Linked DNA regions of Mus musculus: all the other regions are linked to region 3. A link is a loop called in an ENCODE intact Hi-C map of the cell type or tissue named here. Cell type or tissue: heart. All regions are shown on one strand.

Evidence for each region. Hi-C counts contacts between places; a loop is a spot of excess contacts. Peaks named below come from ENCODE experiments on the same cell type or tissue, not always from the same donor. Only the 100,000 strongest peaks of a DNase experiment are listed, where the experiment ranks them.
Region 1: it touches region 3 in a loop (12-fold over the local background); 3 of 42 quality-filtered maps call a loop at or near these places.
Region 2: a loop joins it to region 3, with 6 times the contacts of the local background. A loop is called at or near these places in 30 of 42 quality-filtered maps.

The regions. Positions count from the first base shown.
Region 1 is chr1:180,172,171-180,180,170 of GRCm38, forward strand. It overlaps Coq8a (coenzyme Q8A), which reads right to left. Exons shown (of 15, transcript NM_023341.3): 3 at 6,713-7,114; 4 at 6,407-6,473; 5 at 2,081-2,155. Among named protein-coding and RNA genes, the nearest start is that of Coq8a, 20 kb to the right of the region's middle. In heart, a CTCF peak has its summit at 3,152 (motif pointing right); DNase peaks (open chromatin) are centred at 3,701 and 7,891; H3K27ac peaks cover 439 bases.
Region 2 is chr1:180,429,555-180,437,554 of GRCm38, forward strand. It overlaps Stum (mechanosensory transduction mediator), which reads right to left. Exons shown (of 4, transcript NM_001081227.2): 4 at 2,819-8,000. Among named protein-coding and RNA genes, the nearest start is that of Gm39712, 25 kb to the left of the region's middle. In heart, CTCF peaks have their summits at 2,440 and 4,783 (motif pointing right); DNase peaks (open chromatin) are centred at 2,467 and 4,797; H3K4me3 peaks cover 762 bases; H3K27ac peaks cover 1,170 bases; H3K27me3 peaks cover 6,014 bases.
Region 3 is chr1:180,479,548-180,487,547 of GRCm38, forward strand. It overlaps Stum (mechanosensory transduction mediator), which reads right to left and starts at 3,957. Exons shown (of 4, transcript NM_001081227.2): 1 at 3,581-3,957. The coding sequence starts at 3,782. In heart, a CTCF peak has its summit at 4,690 (motif pointing left); a DNase peak (open chromatin) is centred at 4,644; H3K4me3 peaks cover 2,167 bases; H3K27me3 peaks cover 7,833 bases.

The DNA of each region.
Region 1 (8,000 bases), 310 kb before region 3:
CCATCAGCATGGCCAAAAGGCACTATTGCTTCTGCCCACATGCCAAATCCACCCTGTGGCAAGGGAGGAGCACTAACAGGGGTCTAAGCTACCAGGTCTCCCTGTCCTCCCCAGCCCCTCAGCACCTGGAAGCTCCTTCAGTACATAGCCACGAGCCTGGAAGGCCAAGGGAAGAGGACTTAACAACTGCCCTTGCATCAGGCAAAGCCCAGCCTGCTTCTGGCAAGCCAGAGAAGGGGGCTACCATGGGGAGAAGAATTATAGAGCCCTCAACTGCCAGCACCCAGTGGCAGACACACTGAGGACTTAGGCTCACTCCCTGGTCCAAACAAGAGAACAAGACATGCAGTGTAGGAGGGTCGGTCCACAGAAGTCTAGGCTATTCCAAGACCTACTTAAACCCTGGTGTAGGACCAATCCAGGACAAGTGGGCCCAGAAGGGACCCCGGCAACAGCAGAAGGCAGCACCAAGAGTGGGGCAGCCCTCCCCTGTCCTCCCCAGGTCCTGGGACTCAGGATTAGGAAGACAGGAGTGAACACAGGCAAGGCCACTAATTCTAGGACAAAGGAGGGGAAACTGTCGCTCACCTATACACAAACCATACCTCAGCTGAGCACCATCTCCTGGTACTTGGAGATGGTGTCTAACCCAACTGGCTTTTTCTGGGCGTCTCCACCCCACAGTGGGCTGATCCTCATAGGCTGACATGTCTCCCACCCAGAATGGCCCGAACCAAGCAGGACAAGCCAGAAATATGGTGGTATGCCCAATGCAGGACAGGGTCTCCTGGGCAGAGCTTACTAGCCTGGACAGCAGCTTAAAGATCAGGGCACTGTAGGCAGATTATGAGCCTGAGTAGGTACATCTCCCAAGGCCATTTACTCTGTAATGCCTCAGGACCTACTGGCAAGGCTAAAGGAACCGAAGCCTTAGTCTCTAGAGTCCCTGAAAAAGGACACCAGCTATGCCCTTGAAGGTAGGCTGACCTCTCTCCTCTTAGACGAGGTAGGATGGAAAGTGGTTGGCAGGAGGTGCTGGATCTTGGGAAAGCTAGCTTCTCAACCAGAAAAAACCACGGGTTTCACATCCCAAAGTACTTAAGCACCAGCACTAAAAATACCCACGCTAAATCCCCTGTTCTCTGGTCCCTTCCAAGAACACACAAGGTGTCCATCCTAGGACTGGAGCCTGAGAACCCCGTGAGTGAAGTGCTGTCTGGAGAGCTGGTACACCCCCTCAGGCCCCTCAGACCATGAGTACCAAGAGGTCCTGTGAATGGGTGTGAGAGCTGTGAGGAACCTTCAGGAGAGTATGGGACCAGAACCTCAGATGCACTTGGAAAATCCACCGATTAGGAACCCCTAATGGCTCTGCTGGGTAAACTCCCAGCCATCTACCCTCAGAGAGGGGCTCACACGGCTCCTTCCCCAGCCAGAATCCGAGCATCAGGAAACCCCTCGGGTTTGGTGGGGACTGAATGCAGAACATTCTCTAGATTGTACAGCCACAAGTGGTCACTGAACTTGTGTTCCAGGCAAGGCTGATGGGCCAGATCCTGGGCGGCAGAGAACAGAGGTGGTCTGGTCTTTGTCTCTGGAATGGCCCCAGCCTCTCTGAGCCATGTTCAATGAAGGAATGATACAATACGTCTGTCCCCATACCTATATCCCTACCCACGGGGACAAAGGAGCTTTGCATTTGACCTCGGCAGATCACAATTCATAGGTCCTCGGGAGCAGGGCAGGAGAGGAGAGCAGGAACGAATGGTGGGCAAGCAAGCAAGTATGGAGGTGCACATGCTGGTGGTAACAAGAGTGTGGGCATGCTAAGGGAGCCAGAGGGGCTGGGGGGAGGGGGTCAGCTGGGGCTGAAGGCGGGAGCCATCGCCAATTCTCCAATCCTCCAACTCTCTAAGCAAGTCAGTCTACCAATCACTCAACCGCAGGAACTACATCCACAGGAACTACATTTCGGAGGACTCCTGCCTGAGGAAGCTCTGGGAGGGCATGGGGTGGTCCGGACAATGACAATGATGACCTCACATAATCATCCACCCTTTGTACACAGGGCCCTGCTCACCTGTGGAGTTCTCAGAACGCAGACTCTTCTTGGCAACTTCAGCCAACGCCCCAATTCCCAGACCTACAGCCAGACCTGGAAGGGTAAGAAAGCAGGTGCTTGAGTGGCTGGGACCACCCAGGTAGGTACCAGGCCTGGTGACCAGCAGGCAGGTACCACTGCAATGTACTAACATTCGCTGGGTACTCCCAATAGGGAGTAGGAAAGAACACACACTGGTGGTTGTAGGACAGTCAGCTCTGAGCAAGTGCTGCCTGTGAGTTTGCGCAGCTCTCATCCATCACCTGTGACAACCCACACTCGCGAAAACACAGGCAGACTCCATATTGGAAGGAACCAGCACAAATAGGAAGACAGAGCAAGCCTGGTCTGTGGACCACTTCCTGGAAATACAACTATAGAAGACAGCCACTCACTCAAGTCTGCAAGAGCATCCAGTAGTCTTGAATCACTGTATCGATATGCAACAGGTAGCAGTAAAACCTGGGACGTTCAACAACAGCAAAAACACGGGGTGTCCCAGCTGAAGTCCCTGGGGCCAGAACAGAACCCCCCCCCCCACTCCCATGCTGGCAGCACTGATAGTGACCGAGAACAATAGCCCTTGGGTCTTCCCTCCCAGGAGGTATGGCTGAGGCCAGGCAGAGAGCCTGGGAGTCTGGCTCAGGGCCCACACCTTCCTGGAAGCTCCCTTCCCAAAGGCTGTACAGGACGGCATACCACTCAGAGACGGGGCAAGGGCTATGAAACTCTTCTCCAGTCTTTCTACAATAATCAATGCATTACAGAAAAACGCTGGATTTGCTGAAAATGTATAGAAAGAAATTTAGGCTGTGTGTGGCCACACATGCTGTCATCCCAGCATTTTGGAGGCTGAGGCACGAGGTCTAACATAGTTCAAGGCCACCCAAGGATGCAAAGCAAATTCCAGAATATCCAGGAGTATATATGGTAACCTTGTCTCAAAAAACAAAAACAAAAACAAAAACCAAAAACACAACACTCAAGTAACTTTTTAAATGCTTTTTAATTAAAAGGTAATTCTTTTACACATTTAATACTATATTTATTTGCCACTAGGTGGCAGTGCATGCTCTACTTTGCCCACCTTACCAGCCGTTCCTATCACAGAGGTCACTAAGAGAACCAAAGGTGTCAAGTGCCCACACTCTCAGGTCCAAGACATGGCAGCAAAACAGCTTGTTTATTCAAAACAATCAGGCCCATGGTGACAAAGGAAGTCTCGTGTCAACTACATGCATGACTTTTAAGATTTCTGGAGGCCATTAAAAAACAGGCGAGAAGAAACATGGAGAGTGAATTCTAATGCATTTAGCCCAGCATAGTTAAAATAAAAATCAATGTAAAAATTGAAAGCACTTTCCATCTCGGGTGTGTGCACTGTCTTCAAATCCTGTGGGAAGGCACATGCATTGGACACATGGGGCAGAACAAGCCAAACTGGAAGAAGCCACAGCGACAACCAAGACATGCTGGTGGTGCCCTGGGATAGGGTGCTACTGTGGATGTCTGGTGGGGCAGGCACCAGCCCTTTAACACTCCGCCTACCCAGGCCAGTCTGGATGGCACTGGGCACTGGGAGCCAGAGTCCTAATTAAACATTAACTTCCCGCCAACTGTCTTCCTCGCCCTACCTAACACAATATCTAACTTAGCAAAAGAAAGGAGGACAGGCAGCATTCAGTCACCAAGGTCCCTGTGGAGTCCTTCCAGCTTAGAGACACGCCCACAGAAAAGGCAGACGACATCCAGCCGCACACACAGCAGTCAGAGCCCCCTACACCTACCCCCGGCCGCACAGCGCTGGGTCAAACTGTCCCTGCCTGCTTCTGGGCTCCCAGGCAAAGCACAAACTCTACCACGGGGGTGGGGAGACAGTTATTAAACAAATGCCTGAAGGAACATTCTAGAAAGGAGGCCTCTGGCTCCATCAGTAGCTGCACCAGACCTAGGAGCTGCCAAGAGAGGGGCAGGCTCCTGCAGCAGGCAGACCAGGAGGGAAGAACAAGCTCACCCTACCAGTGATCATGATCTCCCCGGTTCTATGAACCCAGAATAAACTGGCTCCCCTTCATGGGCCTGGTATAATGAGATTCTTGGAATCCCCTGCCCAGCTCAGCTTCACCTAGAACCAGGTAAACCTGGGATAACTAACTCTGGGAAGGGGAATTCCAGGCTGGGATTTTTCTGCCATCTTCAGATACCTTGCTTCTGCACCCAAGGACCTCACACAGCACTGCCTCTTCTACTGTGTGTGTTCTGTGTCTAGAAGGCTTGATCTCCACATGTCACTGAGAGGAGAGAACCACTGTTGGCAGCCTGACCTTCCTCCTGGCCTGTGACGGCACACTGCCCATACACAGAAAGTTCCTAATACTTCTCATTAAAAGTGGTTTTGCCACCAAGGAAGGGAAGTGACAGGGCACAGAACTCTCCCGCAGGCAAAGCAGAGGTCCAGCGGGCCTGTGTCCAGGCTGGGAGCCTATTCTGGGTAACTCAGGAGCCTCACCTAGCCTCCCCATTCAGGTCCCTCTGGAAGTCACCAAAGAAACAGTCACTCCACTCCCTACCAGTCACCACAGGTGGAAAGCAAAGATTTTAACCACAGGAGCCTTCATGAGCAGGCTGGGTAGCATTGAGAGTGGAACAGCAGGCTACCACTCCTGCTGGTGCTGCTCTGCATGGTGAAATCCCAGGGCTTGTTTACAACACGTGGCTGGAAAGGGCCTCTGCATAAGCAACCAGACAAGAGTACTGAGGAACCAGGCACTGTAGACCAGGCCCCACCTGTACTCAGGAGGGACCCAGGGTCTTGTGTGTGTGCTAGGCCAGATCTCCACTCCCTGAACCACATCCTCAGCCCTAAAGTCCACTGTAATTAATACACATGGCTCACTCACTCTGCTAAGAAAGTCCACATAGAGCAGACAGACAGACATGGCTAATGTCCTCTGCGTGGGTACTAACAGTGTACTTCTAGATAATACTGGCATCCAATAGCAGCCTCATCCCCCAGGCACTGCAGCCCAGGAGGAAGAGGGAGAGAAACAAAAAGAAAGAGACAAAGCTCCCTGAGGTGTCTTCTCCCCGGGGAAGACCTAACAGGTCCTCTGCTGTCTATGTAGGAAGGTAGGTGCCTACTCATAGGACAGGCAGCTCAGATGTCCCTGCACAAGACAGAGGTCTGTGCTCAGCTCCTCCTCTGAAACTGCACAGAACAGCAGCCATTCTCAGCAGGTTCCTCTCACACTCGATGAAGAATCTGCTACCACATACACAAGCACCATGACAGATGCTTCACTGCAGGCCCAGAAACTGTCAGGACCCACAGCCTGAACCTTCTGAAACTGCCTGTTGCTTCTGCCACAGGTTTTGGCAATGGTAGAGAGCAGAGAAAGTAACTGATAGAGATGGACAAACAAGAGGATATACTTTCCAGGAAAGGGAAGACAGAAGGTCCTGGGCCTCCCTAACCAACTCAACACCAGGACCATCACTGTCATAACCTACCAGAACTGTTATTTAGCTAACCACTGGTCCAAGGCCAGTATGTGAAACAAGCCAGCAAAGCTATTCTTTTGTAGTTTACATTGCCTGAACCTGGAGAACCTACAGAGCACAGATAAACCTTCATAAACTGCACCTCCAGAAACCCACATCACAGCACCCTGCAGCAAATGGCCAAGCACTCGCAACAGGACCTCGCAGACGAGCAGTGTGCACATGCACTATGTAAATGTCCTTCCAGAAGAGCACAGGTATGGTAGGGTCAAAGGCTACTTGCATAAAAGCAAGGACAAATAAAATGCCCAGGCCTGCAGCAATCAGCTTTAACTGTTGGCAGCAAAGGGCCAGAGTCTGTCAGTACCACACTAGCAGTCAGACTATAGGATCTGGTAAACAGGTTCCCCAAATGGCTGGTCCCAGACCAAAAGGCCCTCTATCTAGGGAGCCAAAGGGCCCAGTGAGGCACCTGTATTCATGACCGGTCTCCTTCCAGCAAAGACTGCCCCAAGGACTAGCCAACTAGCCCAAGCTGTAGCCCATGGCAAGATACAGCCACACACCAGGCCCAGGGATAAGCCAAGATGAGGCTGGAATCCAGTAATGAGGTCATCACCCACAGGAAAACACTCAGCAGCTACTTCATGGGCAACATGGCCATATACCACCCAGTACTGGGGCACGGCTGGATTCCCAACCATTTCCACCTTAATGTACATTGGCCACCTCCACTCGAACAGGACAAACAGGGCAGGGCAGGGCAGTAGAGGAGGGGCAGCACGGGGTACGTGACCACCTCACCTCCAAAGTTGGCCAACCGCCCAATCCGGGTAACTGGCACCTTCCGCTCCCGAGCCCGCTCACTGAGCTGAAGGGAAAAACAAGAGAGACCTATAGGACTGACAAAACTAACAAATGAGACAAGACAGCCTGAGGCTCATGCTGTCTGTGCCTCCCCTCTCCACTCCCACTGGCAGCACTGTACAAAAAGGCTTCCAGGTATTTCTAAAGTCACAGCATGGGAGGTTGGGGGGAGATGCGGACCAGCCCCAGCCCCACTAGGAATAGAAACCACCCAAGTCCAGCCAGAACGCCTCTCAGACCTACCATCTGCTTGTGTGGCTTGCTCTCAGGGCGAGCCTTGGCCTGCCGGGCCTTTTCAATGTCTTCAGCCGTGAGGCCTCCCACGGAGGACTGGTCCTGGTGGAAGGATCTTCGCTGGATGCCGTTGGCCAAGAACAAGTCTCTGTGATCTACAAAGAGCCTTCCATTGACTCTGCCCATAGGAGAGGTGGCCTGTCCAGGGAGCCCAGCTTCCCTGAAAGGCCCACTGGAAGCATAGGCAGGGGCCGGTCCCTGACTGTGGGATGGAGACAGTGACTGGTCCAGGGAAGAGGCCGCAGAGAAGTCCAGGGAGGTTCCAGCTGCCTGTGGTGTTGAGAACTGAACTTCGGCTTCCAGATCTTCAAAGTTCTCAGTGGCATATGAATCTTCATGCTTATCCTGACCCTGCGGGGGACAAAGGCCAGTGTGAGGGGCAGGGCTGGGCTGGTGAGGTACTTGCATGTGACTGCCCATCAGCCCTCTCTAACCCTCCAAAGGATGCTGCCTAAGACCTGAGGTCCACTTCAAAGGCTAGGAGGCAGCAAATAGCTCTCACATGCTTCTTCTAGAAGCCTGCTGTGTGATCTCAGGCAGGATGCTATACACTACTGGGCACTTACTGTAGGCCCAGCCAGGGCCAGGGAAGATGCACATGGCTGTAGCAACAGGCTCCTCATCTATAAAGCAGGGCCAGCACTGAGCAGCACGTGGGGCTTTTAGGAGAGAAACCAGGACAAAAGCTGAGGAAAGCCTGCAGAAGCATAAGTCACAGAGCAGCGAGTGATGAGAGGAGAGCACAGGTGGGAAGCACGGAGCCACAGCACCTCACAGCAGACAAAGCCTACCATCAACCCGGCATGCAGCTACAGTTCTTGCCAGACATGGTCAGAGCCTGGCTGTCCTTGCCAATCTGAGATACAGAGAAAGGGGGCAGAGGACACCCCATGTTTCCTTTGTACATCATAGGTTTAACCTCCAAGCCCAGATTCCTTCTAGTTTTTAACCTGGAATGAACTTGGACAAGTTCCTAACCACTCTCAGTGACTTCTACATCTGAAAATAGGGCCCCCACTGTCAGACAGCAACAGAGTTACACCCAAGGTCACAGAAACTGCTGGTAAATGCTATAATTAAATAGCACTGTGTCCTAGAGAGAGGGGGAGGGCAGGCCTATGGCCATGTTCACTGGTCCAAATGAAATCTGAGCAAATGCCATGGCCTACGTGCTGTCCGGATGCCATACAGCAACACAGGGAGACCTGCAGCCCCATGCACAGCTACCTGAGATGCC
Region 2 (8,000 bases), 50 kb before region 3:
GGAGATGAAGAGACACATCCAGAAGTCAGTAGCTAGTGTGTGTTTGAGACACCCACCCCTCTCTATAAATCGACCTGCATCTTAGCTCCTGATCTGTGGAGAGCACAGTGGGAATGGCTGATTGGATACTGGCTGAAAGGCTTGGATCTTAAAGAATACCGAAGGCCCAGCTGCTGCCCTCTCTACTCATTCCCTAAGGGCTCAAGGCAGAGGCTTGGATGTCTGTTACCTCAGGTTCCAGCGCTTAGACCCAACTGACACCAGCTAACCCCAACTGACCCAGTTGGCCCAGAAAACAATATTTGTATGTTGCTTTTACCATGTATGGCAAATGTCTGTTTTATAAGGTTACTTCCAACCTATTTCCTGTTTTCAGCACTTATTACTACAACATAAGTAAACACGTGCATGACTCTGGGGGGGGGGGGGAAGAGTACTGTAAGCTTAGATCACAGCCGTGCATAATCACTGCAAGAGCCAGCTATCTCTCCAGCCACGCCCAGGCAGTTTCTTATTCCGTAACTTCAAGCGCCTGCATTGGCTTCACATTAGGGAACAGATGACCACCATGAGCCAGGTCTACAGGTCTGGGTCACACCACCATAGCTGGAGACAGCTCAGCTCTAGTGCTTGCTGGGCTGTGGCCCCAGCTGAGGTTCTAGCAGGCTCACCATCACCTTGGCTGGCTCAGCAGCACTGTGAAGAACACACAGTGTGGCCGTTCTCACATTCTCATTTCCCTCTCTATATAACAGGGAAGGCCAAGCTGTGGGCGTGTAAGGCTAGGCACAGGAGAGGGCACACCTGGCCCCAGGCACGTATATAGATGATAGGTGGAGTCCTCCGTCCTCCCTTCTGTCCTCCACGCTGGGTGTGTGCTCTTAGGGGTGTAGTCTTGCCCCAGCCCCTCCTGATTGCTGCTCTGTTCTTCTTCCTTCTTGCTATGATGTGAAATTCTCTGCTTTACAATACTCTCACCACTGGTCCCCAACATAGATTAGAATCCCTGAAACGATTTGAAAAACAAATCCTTCTTCCTTTGAGTTATATTAGACGGTCTAGTCCCCCAGCTATGGGAAAGCTAACACGAGCTGTGGGTTGTTCTGATAGACAGGAAGAGGCTGGACGTTTCCCTTGGCATATGAGGAGCTAAGTGCTGGTCCCTGATCACCCCAGCACTGGTGATAAAATTGCAGGCACATCTCTCTCTGTCTTTCAGCCAGCTGCTCCTGAACCAATGACAGGAGATGATGTATTCTTTCTACCCACCTGATGCTCATGAACCCTGAGATGCCCTAGGAGAGTGATTTTCAACCTGTGGGTCTCAACCCCTTTGGGGGGGCCAAGTGACCCTTTCACAGGGGTCACCTAAAACCACCAGAAAAAAATCAGATATTTATATTACTATTTATTTTTTTAAAACCTTTTTTTATAAGATGTATTTATTTATTATATGTAAGTACACTGTAGACACACCAGAAGAGGGAGTCAGATCTCATTACGGATGGTTGTGAGCCACCATGTGGTTGCTGGGATTTGAACTCAGGACCTTTGGAAGAGCAGTCAGGTGCTCTTACCTGCTGAGCCATCTCACCAGCCCTATATTACTATTTATAACAGTAGCAAAATTACAGTTATGAAGTAACCAGCAATGAAATTAATTTTATGGTTGAGAGTCACCCTAACATGAGGCACCATATGAGAGCCACTGCTCTAGAATATTCCATGGGTACAGGGAAGCCCAGAGGCTAATTATCCCCCAGGCACTGATCTTTCCATAACCCACAAGGGTTCCATCTTGTTAGATTTTTTTTTCTGCCTATCCAGAACTTTCTAGATTCGTCACGAATTGGTATGTGTTCTGGCGTTTCTCTGGCTGTTGATTTGTAGCCTTACAGTCTTGTACTCATCCAGGATATGGAAATTATTTTAATGTTGTATCCTTGTACGAGAGGATGTCCCATGGGCTGCTGAGACGAGTAAGTACTATACAGCATTTGAATGAAGTGCTCTATAGATGTCTGTTAAGACCATGTGGTGTACAATGTCATTTAATTTGAATGTTTCTGTATATTTTGTGGTGAGGGGATGACCTATTGGTAAGAGTGTGGTACTGAAGTCACCCAGTACTATCATGCTAAGGTTAATCTGTGACTTTCCATCTAAATAGCATGCGTTTTATGAGATTGTGTGTACCTGTATTCAGGGCACATACATTTAGAATCATAATGTTCCCCCGATGGATTGTTGTTTTGTTCGAAGTCTATTTTATCAAATTTTACAACAGTTTTGTGCGTTCTCCTGTGTTTATCTGTAATCTATTTCTTTCCCTTCATCGGTAAATTTGTTAGGTTCCCCAGGTCTCCGCGCATCAGCTAATAAAGATGTTGGCTGGGCTGTAGACTGCACCTTGCCACCCCCGCTGCATTTCAGAAGATCCCCTCGTGGTGGCAACCGTCAGCTCTAAGTTCTGACTACTCATACCCCGTGCTCATTTGTGGTTAGCATCATTTCAACATCTATCTCACACACATTTCCTTTGCCAGCCAGTCCAACCTCCCAGGAAGGAAACGGGCACTGTGCACCCTCGGGGCCTGGTGCTTCGTTCAGAGTCTACATCCTTGGCTACAGGGGACCCAGTGAGCGGAGAAAATGTTGGATTGGTCCCCAAGGAAAGGGGAAGATGGCCATCCAAATGGAAAGACCAGCAGGTGAGGTTGTAGGGAGAGAGAGAGAGAGAGAGAGAGAGAGAGAGAGAGAGACGAAAGCATTCAGGGCAGCTGGAGATCTGATTACAGAAATGGAAGACACAGGAATTCAAGAAGCTACCAGGAAGGTCACATGGATGTTTATTAAATAGAAAAGAGGAAAAAGAAGAATAAAAGATTGCCAAAACCATATTTCCAAGGGTTAAAAAAAATTGGAATGCCAAAGAAATGCCATGCTCTGTTATCTTTATAACACGGGGCACTATATGTATGTACACTGTATTATGTATGTATGTATGTACACTCCGTATGTACACGGAGATATGTACACGAGCTTTGTTGCGGGTGGCGTTCCTCACCACGTGTACAGTAGCATTGCTGGAAGGAAGGTCTTCAAAGCTGGCAGAAGGCTGGAGGAGAAGCGGGAGCCCTGCACTACCCCTGCGGGGCTCTGTGGACCCCAAAACAAGGGTGGGGACTCAAGCCTGGGGACACTGAGAAAATTAAGCAAAAGTCAAACCTGGGCCCCATGCTTCAGTTTAAGCCAGGAAAGTCTAGAATCTTTCCAAGGGCTGAGATAGTCCGAGCAGTCTCCAAGAACACTTGTAATCTTTAGAATGGGCTGGCAATGCCTCCGTACCCCCGGGCCCCCACCCGCCCGCCCTCCACCCCCCACCCGCCCTCCACCCCCCACCTGTGCTTGGACTTGGGCATATGGGGTCCCTGTGAGAAGGAGTGAGAAAAGTAAGCCCCCGATGTCGTCAGAGAACAAGAAAATGTACAGCAGTTAATTTAACAGACAAAAGCCAACGGCAACACCAAAACAGTAATCCACAACACAACGCGGCCTGCTCTTAATACAGTGATGCTGCCAGCATCTTCCAAAACAAAAGAGCTCCCGGGTGCAAGGGAGCCAGCCCGGGAAGAGCCCGCGACTACTCCACAGGAAATCGCGGGATTCTCACAAGCCCCAACGTCATTTGTCTCTGCTTAAAACTTGCCCCCTCCTCTACTCCTTGCTGGCTCCTGGGCTGGGGCAGGCAGTGTACTCGTTCAGAAATAAAAATCCTGCCAGAGTCGCAGAAAAGCGTCAGGAAGAGGTCTCTGCCCCTCCCCCACACCAGCAGACCAATCCGGAGCCGGGGGGCTGCAGTAGCTCTGGATAGGGGGATGCAGTGGGAATTCTGATCCCACAGACCCCAGGAGAGGGCAACCGGTGTGCACAGTGGACGGAGTTGAGGAGGGGTGACTGGCCAGGGTGAGGACAGCAGTTTTGTGGCTTTGAGTTGTCCCCACACTGGGGTGGGGGCTTCTCAGTGACATAGCTTACCAAGAGTCACCAATGCTCCATAGACTCACTGGGTCCCAGACTTAACTTTAGTGGAGTCATTTCTTTAGTCTCCCTTGGGGGGTTGTGGCATACCGAACTAGTGTTTGTTTTTGCCAGGAAGAGTCTGGGCTCTCCCAGTGGGGCTGTGCTTGACTGGGCTTGGACTCTCTAGACTCTTGGCTTTGGCAAGGTTGGGGGAAATGACGGACTGGCCTGATTTCTATACTGTAGATAGTTAAATGGAAGGGCATTGCTGTAACAAGACTGTAGTCACTCTGATGGGATGCACAGGACCACTCTGGTTGGGATTCATTGTGTCCTGGTGCATCGTGGGATTGAGGCTGGGTCATACTCTGAGTGGAAGTATACACTGCCTCTGTGAGCATTCAGCTCTCAGAAACTAACAGGAAGAAAGATGAAGAAGACTCTAAGTCCCTTGCTCACCACTTAGATGACCTCTTCACAATACCACTGTCCAAGATGACCTCCACATCCTCTACTACCTGGGCACAGAACTCTCTAGCAGGAGACAGAGCTCCTGGTAGGTGAAGAAAAGGTCTTCCCGAGCTTGCTGTCACTGGTGGAGGCTGGATACTGTAGGGATGTGACCTACAGGGCATCTTTGATCTGAGCTCAGGACCTGAGCACTTTAGCACTGAAAGAACGCTTGCTAACTGCAGAGCCTCCCTCACAGCACAGGGAGTGAACCTCATCCCAGGGCTGGCAGATGGTATCCTGGCTCCCTGCTTCCACTAGAGGGAAACCTTGCTCTGCAATCCGACGCGCTTCTGCCTGGGAGTAGGAGATGCAGTGGCCAGCTGGTTCTCTAAGTCCAAGCCCTCTCCAACCACAGAACAGACAGTCCCAGCTTTCTTCATGCAGGTCATTTACCATCACTAAGGCCTTGCATTTTTAATCTTAAGGTCAAAGGAACACTCATTCAATCTCTTTCTTGCTTCAGGACCCTTGGGCCTTTGGGGGGATTTTTCTGGTCTTGGGGTTTCAGCCCACTCTATGCTGGCCTTAGACCCGATGTGTGGATGGCTTTTCTTTTGCACATCTTAATCCTTTTCCGTCTAGGGGACGTGCTAACCATGTAGCTAATTGGCTTCCTATGTCTCCTATAGCTGAGTTCTCCCCGCTGCTCCTCAGCCCCCAGCATCCTACACCCCACGATTTGCAGCCTCGGTCCTGTGAGGGAGTGTAGGACCTAGATCCCATGAGCCAGGCAGCTCCGGGCACCGACTCTGTCTTGAGCTGCCATCTGCTTCCATCTTCCATTCGGGACCTGCAGAAGCCAGGGGGGCGGGTGAGCTCAAGGATTCAGGAGGGCCATGGAGAAATACTGCTCTCATCCTTCGGAGGACGTTCATCATCCCTCCCTGTGACTTCTGAGAGGTATGTGTCTCAGGGAGAAGCCTCTGGTCTCCTTGTGAAAGCTTAACAAAAACTCCCCACAGGTTGCTCACAGAACAGCAGATGAACTGAGCTGAGCGGCACCTGGGCCACGCCCCCTTTGGGGGCGGGTCGCTGGGGCTAGACACAGGTCAGGGCCACGGAGGCAGGGAGTAGACCGTGCCCTCATCACTTCCTTTGCTTCTCTCCAGGGCAGCCAGAGACTTGACCCAGGCAAGATTTGGCAGTCTGAGGGTGGGGGGTGGGTCATCTCATAGTGGCTTCCTGGCCGCAGTCTGGGGTCCTCAATGGTCCCTAAAATACACTACACAGTGTTGAATAGTTTTAACGTAACAAAACCTAGAATCACCAGGGAAGTCTTAAAGAGGAATTATTTTAGATTAGATTGGCCTGTGGAGGATTATCTTATTTGTTTAATGGAAGTGAGACGATCCACCCTGAATTTCGTGGGCTGGATCTTGGACTTTTTAAGAGTACATGAAACTGGTTGGGGGTGGGGGAGCATGGACAGCATGGATGCATTTGTTTCTCTGCTGTTGACTGTGGATGTAGTGACTTAGGCACTTCTAGTTCCTGCCATCATGACTCCTCCCTACGATGGACTGTACATAGGCTAGATTATAAACCAAACAAACCAACTTTCCTCTTTCCTGGTGCATGTTGCTTTTTGGTCAGGGTATTTTACCACAGCAACAGAAATGGAGCTACGACAGTAGGCTACCTGGTCCTCTCTCTTGCTCCAGGGTCCTGGTTTGGTAGAAGGAATGGCCACTCTGATAACAATGCCACATTAGATCCTGGCAGTGCCACAGTCTCTGTGGATTTTCTCTGTGTGCCTGTGATGTCTGCCCCTGGCACTCATAGCCAGGGCATGGTCTTCTGAGTTATTTCCCAAGGTTGGGACAGCAGCCCTGAGCTATGCCACCCAGGCAGCTTTGTCACTAAGGAGCCCTGGTGCCACTAAGCGCTTTCTGGGTCCAAAGCCCTGCTTTCTAGATAGCTGGTGTTCAGTAAATGAACTCTGGTCACCTAGAACCAATGGCCTGCTTGGACTGTGAGGAGTGAATTAGCCACTGTCTATCGGCTGAGAATGGTTATGCTAATCAGGCCTGGCCCAGGGGGCTGATGCTTGGAGCTAGTAGCACCCCTCAGACTCACTGTTCTGGGGGCTCCTAAAGTCTACCCACACCATCCACCTGGAATGAGGGGGTGCTAGGGAGGAAACAGCTTCCCAAGCTCACAAGCCCCTGTATTAAGCCATCCCACACTAGAACTCATGGTGACACTTGTCACTCAGGAAAGTCCCACTCGAGTCTGGTTCATGTCACTAAACAAGCAATACAAATTACCATCTCCTTCCAACTCCCCCGGTAGCCACCCCCAGCAGAAGCCAGGGAAATAGACTTCTCCCTCGCTGTGGGGGCCGCTCTTGCCAGGCCTGTCATCACTAGCTCTGTGGGATGAAGGGCTGTGGGCGGACATCGTGGGAGGGCACACTGACCCATCAGTCCCCTTTCTGGTACAGCTTTGCTACCAGAGGTAGCCTCCTTGGGAGCAGTGATCTGCTGTGGAGAGAACCAAGCCTGGCCCCGTACCCCAAGACAGGGGCTGAGAACAAACAGAGCAACAGAAAGAAACACAGGAAGAACTAGACCCCTTGGCAGGTGTTCCAAAGGTACAACTCGTTCCCACACAGCCTTGGAAGAAACTGATGGATAGACACAGGGTAGGGCAGGCGAGCCAGCCCAGAGTCAGGGCCAGAAATGAGTACATCATGGGACTCCATCTCTTCATGATGTCGGACTTCTAAAGATTGCAATTAAGAAGGCTGGTGGGGTGGGGTGGGGTGGGGTGGGGTGGGGTGGGGTCTTGGAACCCCAGAGAAACAGGAGCTGCTTTTCAAGAGCCTCCATCCACCAAGGCAGAAAGTGGACGGCTCCTTTCTTTAGCCCTGGCCACACTGTGACAGAGTTTCAGGCAGATGATGAGGGACCCACTGATGGCTCAAGGCCAGCATGACCGGGAACTGAGCCCTGGGTCTGTCCCACATGTTAGTTCTTCCTATGTTAGAATAAGATGGAGAGAGATGTAAGTAGCCACCCGGACGCCATCAGTTTGAGTCGGCCTTTCTCTTAATTTCATATCGGTACCTTCCCACTTCCTGATGTTTGCTCTGCCTAGTAAGGATCTGGCTCTGTACTGATCAGTCCCAGGTTTGCTGCTTAAAGGGGCACATGCCCCGCCAACAACTTCAGCCTCACGATGCGTCTTCTTGCAGCACACATGAACTTCAGGTCAAAGTCCCCAACCTGATGATGTCACTCTGCAGGTCTCACGGTTCAAATGCAGTCCAGTCTCCAACGTCCCCCAGGACTTGCTTGGGCAAGGCTATTTACATTTCATGAGTCCCAGTGCATCTGACTATTCACAGGATTCTCGAGTGATATCCACGTGTTTGGCAATGGGTGGGAAGCCCAGACTCCACTGGGATGTCAAGAAACAGTAACAAACGGATTCCATCATCTTCCTCAAAACAAACCATCTGG
Region 3 (8,000 bases):
ACTGTGTACTGGCTGGTTTTAGGTGTCAACTTGACACAAGCTGGAGTCTTCACAGAGAAAGGAGCCTCCCTTGAGGAAATGCCTCCATGAGATCCAGCTGTAAGGCATTTTCTCAATTAGTGATCAAGGGTGGGAGGGCCCATTATGGGTGGTGCCATCCCTGAGCTAGTCCTGGTTTCTATAAGAAAGCAAGCTGAGCAAACCAGGGGAAGCAATCCTGTAAGCAGCACCCCTTCATGGCCTCTGTATCAGCTTCTGCCTCCAGGTCCCTGCCCTGTGTGAGTTCCAGTCCTGACTTCCTTTGGTGATGAACAGCAATGTGGAAGTATAAGCCGAATAAACCCTTTCCTCCCCAACTTGCTTCTTGGTCATGATGCTTTGTGCAGGAATACAAACCCTGACTAAGACACACCACATGATGGAGAGAGGCCTGGAGGGTTTAAAGGATGGGGCAGGTCTCACAGACTGATGGTCCTGAGACACCCAGCAACATGGGGTGGTGGGTAGTTTCCATTCAGTTTCCCTCTTTGTTGCAAAAAAGAAAAAAAGAAAAAAGAAAAAGAAAAAGGAAGAAAGAGAAAAAGAAAGAGAAGAAAAGATAAAAGAAGAGAAAGAAAAGAGAAAAAGAAGGAACTTGCAAGAAAGGGAATTTCCAGCAGAAAGAAAGGCTCTTTGTGTCAGTGGTCTGAGCAGTTTCTAAAGAGTGGATGCTGTAGGGAGCGGGAGGAATGCATGGAGCCACGGAATGAATTTTCCAACTACCTCTCTCAAAAGAATCCTCTAACAAACCAACCCCACCCCAGGAAGAATTAACTACTGCTAAAACTCTATGTCCCTGTTTCCCTCCTAACACCGAGCAAATTCCGTTTATATTAATTCTCCTACACAGGCACTGTCTTGGCTGCTTGATGCATCTGCACATCCCCAGTGCCTGGCGCGGGTGGGCGAGGCCTGCTTTGGCCCAGTGGATGGCTAGATGGATCAGAAGCAGCAGTCTGAATATTCAGATGGCTCTCGAGCTTTGAGCAAGCCAGAAGGATTAGCATATGCAGACCTGAGCCAAGAGAGGACTTCCAGGAGCTGGGACTACCCAAACCAGTCCCTAGCCAGGGCAGTGGAGGTAGCAAGGAAAAAATACTCTCAAGGTGTGTGGTCTGTGGAGGACTCCACTGCAGGTACAGAGATGAGGAGCACTCAGAAGCAGAGGCGCCAGTGTGCCAGCTACCCCACCCAGGAACGAGACAAACGAGGCAAAGCAGAGCGTGGTGGTATATAATCCCAGCATAGGGAAGGCTGAGGCAGGAGTACTGCTTTGAGTTTGTGGCCAGACTGGGCTCCTTAGCAAGTACCAGGATAGCTAGAAATACATGATAAAACCTTATCTGAAAAAGTAAAAAGAAGTATGGGAGAGAGAGAGAGAGAGAAGAGACGAGACAGGCAGAAAGACAGACAGAGTCACAGGGAGCAGGACACCATGGACCCGTTTCTAGCATGTTTTCTGTGATCAGCCTTGTGCTTTGACAGCTCACATTCCATCAACCCAGTCTCCTAAAGGACCAAGCATCCCAGACTTACAGATCAGAAGCCCAACCTACCAAGAGCCTGGGATCTCCCACTCCTTGTGGGTAGGTGCCAAGGCCTGCACCCCCAGGAAACTATGCAGTAGCAACCGAGGTGAGTACTGAAAAATGCCTGAGCTGAAAAAGCACTTTTCCACATTTCATATTTCTTGGGTAGTTTGTCTCTTTCTATCCAAGTTTCTTAGAAAGGGGTGTGTGTGTGTGTGTGTGTGTGTGTGTGTGTGTGTGTGTGTGTACTTTATCAGTAAAGAATCCGACAGGATTCTGATCTACAAATGGAGCTGTGAAGGAGAGAACGCTAGGTCTGTGGGGTAAAGTTTTAGAGGCAAGCAGAGTAGATGTGATCATGGCAGCAGGCTCGGGGTATCTGGTGTTTCACAGGGAGGACATGCTCTGGTGCATCCTGAGCCAGTGGCCCTGGCTGCCTCCTGGGGCTGGCTTCCCACAAGCTCACTTCTGTCTCCAGCAGCGCCTCAGTGCTCTCCTGCCCACCTAATTCTTTGTTTCCTCAAAGCCTATGTCAGGATGTTGTTATTTCAACACTTATAATTCTAACAGCATGCACCCCGCGCGCGTGCCTTGTGGCCTTGATATTCTCAGGGAGACAGACAGGTGCTCTCTCTTTACTCCAGTGGGTGGACATTGCTGACACATGGAAATTAACAGCAGCTTGCCACCCTGCAGTAGTTTAGAGTTTGCCTGAGGACTTGGACGGTGAGGCAGGCTGCTAGAGACCTCACTCAGGGGATAAGCCCAATTAAAGGCTCTGACTTTCTACTCAGATGGGACTCCGCAGCACAGCATCCCTCCTGGACTTAAGAGTCCAGGCAAAACCAACAGGTCCAGTTTGAGTGGGCGTGGCCTTCAAAATCACCACAGATGAGGTCCCCGCTGGGCCCTCCAGGAGCAAGGCCGTGAGAAAGGCCAAAGTGAAAGGAAAGGCCACTTCTAGTTGACCTCTGCTTTTGGGAACTTTGCAACCATGTGCAGGCAACTAGCTGGCTGGCAGCAGCAGGCTCTCTGAAGAATGCATAGGATGCCTGCTTCTGCAGCCCTGCACGCTGCCGAGGAGGGCGCCTCCGTCTCGTGTGCAGGGTCCACCCGTGGCAGGAGATCAAGTTGGAAGTGGGGGAAGGGCATGCAGGCAGAGATGGGTGCTGGAGAGAGGCGATCAAGAAAGCTCTCATTCTTTAACTTTATTCACCCTTAGGCACTATTTTGGGACAGCAGTGGCTTTGGGGTGTGTCCAGACAGCCAGAGCCTAATACAGACTTATCAAGGCTCACTCTTCGCTTTCTTACCGGCTCACTTCTGGTCACATGCAGTCTAAATACACATGCATGCAAACGGAATAATAAAATCACCCCTTTCCGTCGGTGTACTGCGAAGTGTCAGGCAGAAAAGCGGACACCAGGAAAAGAGACTCTGGCTAAAGAACTGCCACCTCCACAGGCTCTGCACCGCGTGAAAGCGTGACCTGATGCAGTGTGTCTCCTGAAACTGTGTGTCTCCCTTCCCCCAGCTCAACCGACTTCCCAGACTCCCTGGAGCCTGGTCAACCCCATCACAGCCCTGAGTTCTTCCTGTTCGGCCTCCTCTCCTCCCGAAGTAAAGGGATCACAGACGCACTTGATGGGGAAGAAGGGCCAAGATTCCACTCTTCTGGACAGTAGCCTAGCCTGGAGCCAGTGAGCCGTCGGGTCCCTGCTTGGGACTCCAAGATTCTCTGTCAATTTCATAGCTCTTCTCTGCCTGGCCACCTCGCTTGTGGGTCGGAGACCCCCCCAGCGTGGTACCTCTTCTCTAGGATGCCCACGCCACAGGCTTCAGCCACCTGCTAGATACCAACCGTGGGAGCACAGCCTGAAGCTGGTGGACACATCCACGGGTCTCAGCCAGTGCCTACCTCTGCCCTGCCTGGTCTCCATCAGGCAGCCCAGGTCGCAGGGACCGCAGGGGTTAAAGGGGTCACAAGGGTCGCCCACACACACACTTCTTACCCAATCCCGGCACGAAAGTGTTGAGGAAGAGACAGATGACAGCCACCGGGAAGGGCATGTAGGGGATGGCGGCGCGCAGGGGCCCCTTCTTCTCGCGAACCTGCACGACCACCCCGCTGGACGACGATGCCCCCCGGGGATCTGCCGCTGCCACAGCCGCCGCCGCCGCCGCGGTCTCGGCGTCTTTGTGCAAAGGCTCCATGGCTGGACGCGCTCTCCAGGAACCCTGCAGCCGCCCGGGGCACCAGGGCAGACGGCGGCCGGCTGCGGGCTCCTGGCAGCGCGCTATGCGCCCTTCTCAGGAGGCCAGTGCGCTCCGGGTGCTGCGAGGCTGGCGGAGAAGCCCGCCCTCCCGCGCTCCACGCCCCCACTCCGGGCGGAGGGCGGGAGGGGCAGCGTGACACTCTGTGACAGCGCTCCCTCGCCCCTCCCCTCCGGGCCCCTTCCCCGCCCCCTCCACACCTCTCTGCAAAGCCCTTGGTTCACCAGCAATGGAGACCCCAGCAAGGGAAGAAAGCGCAAGGAGAGCGCAAGGATGCTGGTGGTCTAGGTACCCAGAGGGATGGATGTGCCTCACCCTCCTAGCACAGGTGAACTGAGAACCTCACTCAAGGTCCTGGAGAGCTGGGCGTGCACTAGGCTGATTCAGTTGGAAAAGCCTCAAGGTTGAATCTCTCTTCTGGAGTGTGCATTTAATGCTAGGGAGGTGGGGGCTAGGGACGCTTGAAGCCTGAAACCTAGAAACACTTTGCATTTCGAGTCACGGAGAAAAAGCAACGTGTTTCGAGTCACAGATGCTGATAGGACTGGAAGCGAGAAATATAGCTTACAGCTTTATAAACCCATGCATGTCTGCAAGAGATGTTCCCTTCACGCGCCCACACACACACACACACACACACACACACACACACACACACTGTCTCACGTATAAGTTCACACACATAGAAACGAAAATGGAAAGGAATGCTTGCTTGAGGGAGCCACGGAGCTGGTAGTGGGAACCATGCCCTGACCAGTGTGCTGCTGCGGGACATCTGGGCCAGTTATGACTACCTGGTGAAGATGCGGTGCGCCCACAGCGCCCCCTGGTGTTAACGATGCACCGGTGGGAATAAGCGAATAGACTTGGCAAGAGTCCAAACCAAGAGCCTAATTCAGTCTTTTCAATAAGACCCTTCATCTACTCCGATGAAAATGACCTCCTCTAGCGGGGCACGTGCTTCATGGCTGCAATCCCATCCTTGAGAGGTGTAGGTAGGAGGCTCTCTTCCTATCAAATTCAAGACCAACTTGAGCAAGACTACACTTCTAAATAGATAAATATTTTAAGTCTACAAGGTAGCCTGCAGGATTGTAGTCATTACAATGATAGTACCGCAGAGCCAGTGACAAATTGGCTGGGATATGCTGAAGGTTCGAAGGTTCTGGGACTGGGACCTTCCCATGCATCCAACTGTAGGGGAGTTATCAGTCACTAAAGCCCCTCCCAGAAAGTGATGCAGGTCAAGATTTAATGGCCAACAGAAACTACTTGTAGGTATGTTTTATTTTAAATGTTTATCACAGCATCCTCTGTTGGGCAGCATCCCAAACTCTTAACCACATTCAATGCCTGCCTTAACTGTACAAAGCACTACATAGTACTGTGTTTTCTAGATGGAGCAATTAAAGCATAATCGTCCATGATAATGTGGAGCAGGTGATCTCTTTCCAAAACCCATATGCATAAATGACATTTCATCTAAAGATCCCGAAACTAACCTCCATTCTATGAATTCGCAGAATACCTGGATCTCTTTTGGGTTCCCTCTATCATTATTTGTCTCTGAGGAAAATGAACCCAGAGAGGGAAATAGATTTCTATTTCCCCAATTTCCTGTGGCTATCTTTGTGACACCCAGACAGAGCCATTGTGGGTGCCAACACATGGGAGCCTATGATAGCAGGGGGAATCCAGACCTGCAGTAAAGCTGGGCCTGGAGCTGCTAAGGTGGGTAGGAAACAGGTTAGTGCTGGGGGCGGGCAGAGGAATTAGGACTTTATTGTCTGGGAATCGCTGACATTTTAAGTGGACATAGGGCCTCATACGTGTTCTATTTATTCCTACAATGTAACAAGTGACCCTCGAATTGATCAGCTTGACATGGCCGGATTTTGGTTTGTATGTTTTTGTTTTGTTGTTTTGAATGATCATACTCTACGGTGAGAACATAAGAGAGGCGGCATTTCTCCCTCCATTGTCTGCAGATCTGCAGCTGGGAAACTCAAATGGCTGGTGGCTGGAACAGTGAGGACCACAAGATCCACTTCTAAAAATATTCTCTGGTCAGTGGCATCAGGGAGAGAGTTTGAAAGCTGGTTGGCCAGGGGTAGTCCTTCATGCTACCTCCATTGTCCACGTGACCTGGAGGTTTTTACATTAAAATATGGCCGCCAGTTTCTAAGTGAGAACTTGCTGAGAGGAGTCATCCTGAGAGTAGAGACTGCAGAACCATAATGAGTATCACCGCCACTTCTCCAAAAGTTACACAGTATCCTTCTGCATTTCTCCCTTAGGCATTCAACCAGCGACCCACCCAGACTTAAATACAGAGCAGCCCTCCTCTTAATGGAAGAATGAGAGCCCAGGCTTTAAAACCAACAGTATGACTATATCAGCTGAGAAGACCTCTTAGCCAAGTGAGGAGGACGGCTAGTGAGGATCAGGTCACGTGCCCACAGGAACTGAGGTGAGATGAGGACTCTTCTTGACCTACCAGCCCAGAGAATGGGAGAGACAGCTTCCAGATGCTAATTGGGCAGAACGAGCAGACAGAACGGAGCTGCTGTGTTTGAGCGCACATTGCTCTCTTTTCCGTTGGCTGTGATCAAACGCCTGACATAAAGCAACTCTGGCACGAAGGTCACATTTTGACTTACAGTTTAAGAAAAAACTAACCCGCCATCCATCGTGACTGAGGGAAGGCATGGCGGGAGGATCACGAAGCAGCTTGTTACCCCGTTTAGCTGGTAATTGATTACCCCAGGGCCCACACAGCTCCACGAGCTCACTTCACTCTGCGTGCCCGTCGTCCTCTTCCCACTCTCCTTGGAGTCTCACCTTGCCACACCCTGACCCATTTTTTTTCCCTCCAGCTTTTAGCTTCTGTTCCTTTTCTATAACAAGCTAGCCTCACTCAGCCAATTACTTGCTGGCCCACTTAGCTCCTAATAAATCTATTAAGCTGTAATCAATGCTCAAGCATCCTTGAGACCAACTCTCTTGATTAGACCTGGTGGTGATTAAGTGTGAGGGTCTCTGTAATTACCACTGAAAACCTGAACAATGAGTCAATTTGTTTGGCAGGGGGAGAAAACAGCTCATCTAGCCAGGCCCTGCCCATGGAAGTGTCTGCCATCCTTCTCCTGCGCCCCAAAGGCTGAAGATCAAGATCGTAGTAGCTTCCAAGGAAGCAGTCTTTGAGATGGATAAGGAGCCTGCAGAATTCTAACTTCATTGCTGGTGTGTTGGTCAGTTTCCTATCACTGTAGCAAAACACCTGAGGCACTAAGTCTGTAAACAGAGTTATTTTGGCCTGTGGTTTCAGAGGGTCCAGTCCATGATCCATTGGCCCTGACATCTCCCCTTGTGGTGGAGACTGTGGTGGGGGGCATACTGGCTAAAGAGAACAGAGAGGATGGAGTCCCACAGTCCTCTTTGGGAACATAACCCCTAATAACCTAACAAATCTGACAAGTGTCTTCCTCTTAAAGGCACCATTACTGCCCTGTAGTGCCAAGTTAGGGACCAAGCCTTTGGTACAAATGGGCATTTAGGGAAGATTGTAAATCCAGTAGACAGTGGTTCATGTACAACCACACAACAGTGGCACAAGCAATATCCTATAAAACGAAGCAATGAAGAACTGAGAGCATAGTTCAGCAGAGTGCTTGCTTAGCATGCATAAAGCCTAGGATTTGACCCCAGTACCACATAAGCCCAGCACAGTAGCACATACCCATAGTCCCAGCACTTGGGAGATTGAGGGAAAGAAGATCAGAAGTTCAAGACTATCTTCTCTGATGCAGAACGACCAAGACCTGCCTGGGATACCTGAGACCCTGACTGAAAAAAATAAAATGAAAAATAAGAAAAGAAAGCAACAACAAAGATTTCTGAGACAACAGGTGCCAGGTGGCACCCGCAAGTCACCGAGGATGGCTCAGCAGAGACTAGCATATTAGTGAGCTACATTCAAGCCTGGCCCTGCAGCCCCTCTGGGAGACTGGGTCCTTCAGCCCCTAACCAGCATCCCTGACCAGCAGCTTGAGCTGTCCAACACAGCTCCCCAGCCCTTCTCCTACCTCATGAGGCAGCAAGCTAGCCCCAGCTGCTCTGGCACGGGTTGCGTGGTCCCCGGCTTCCTGTGGTGACACA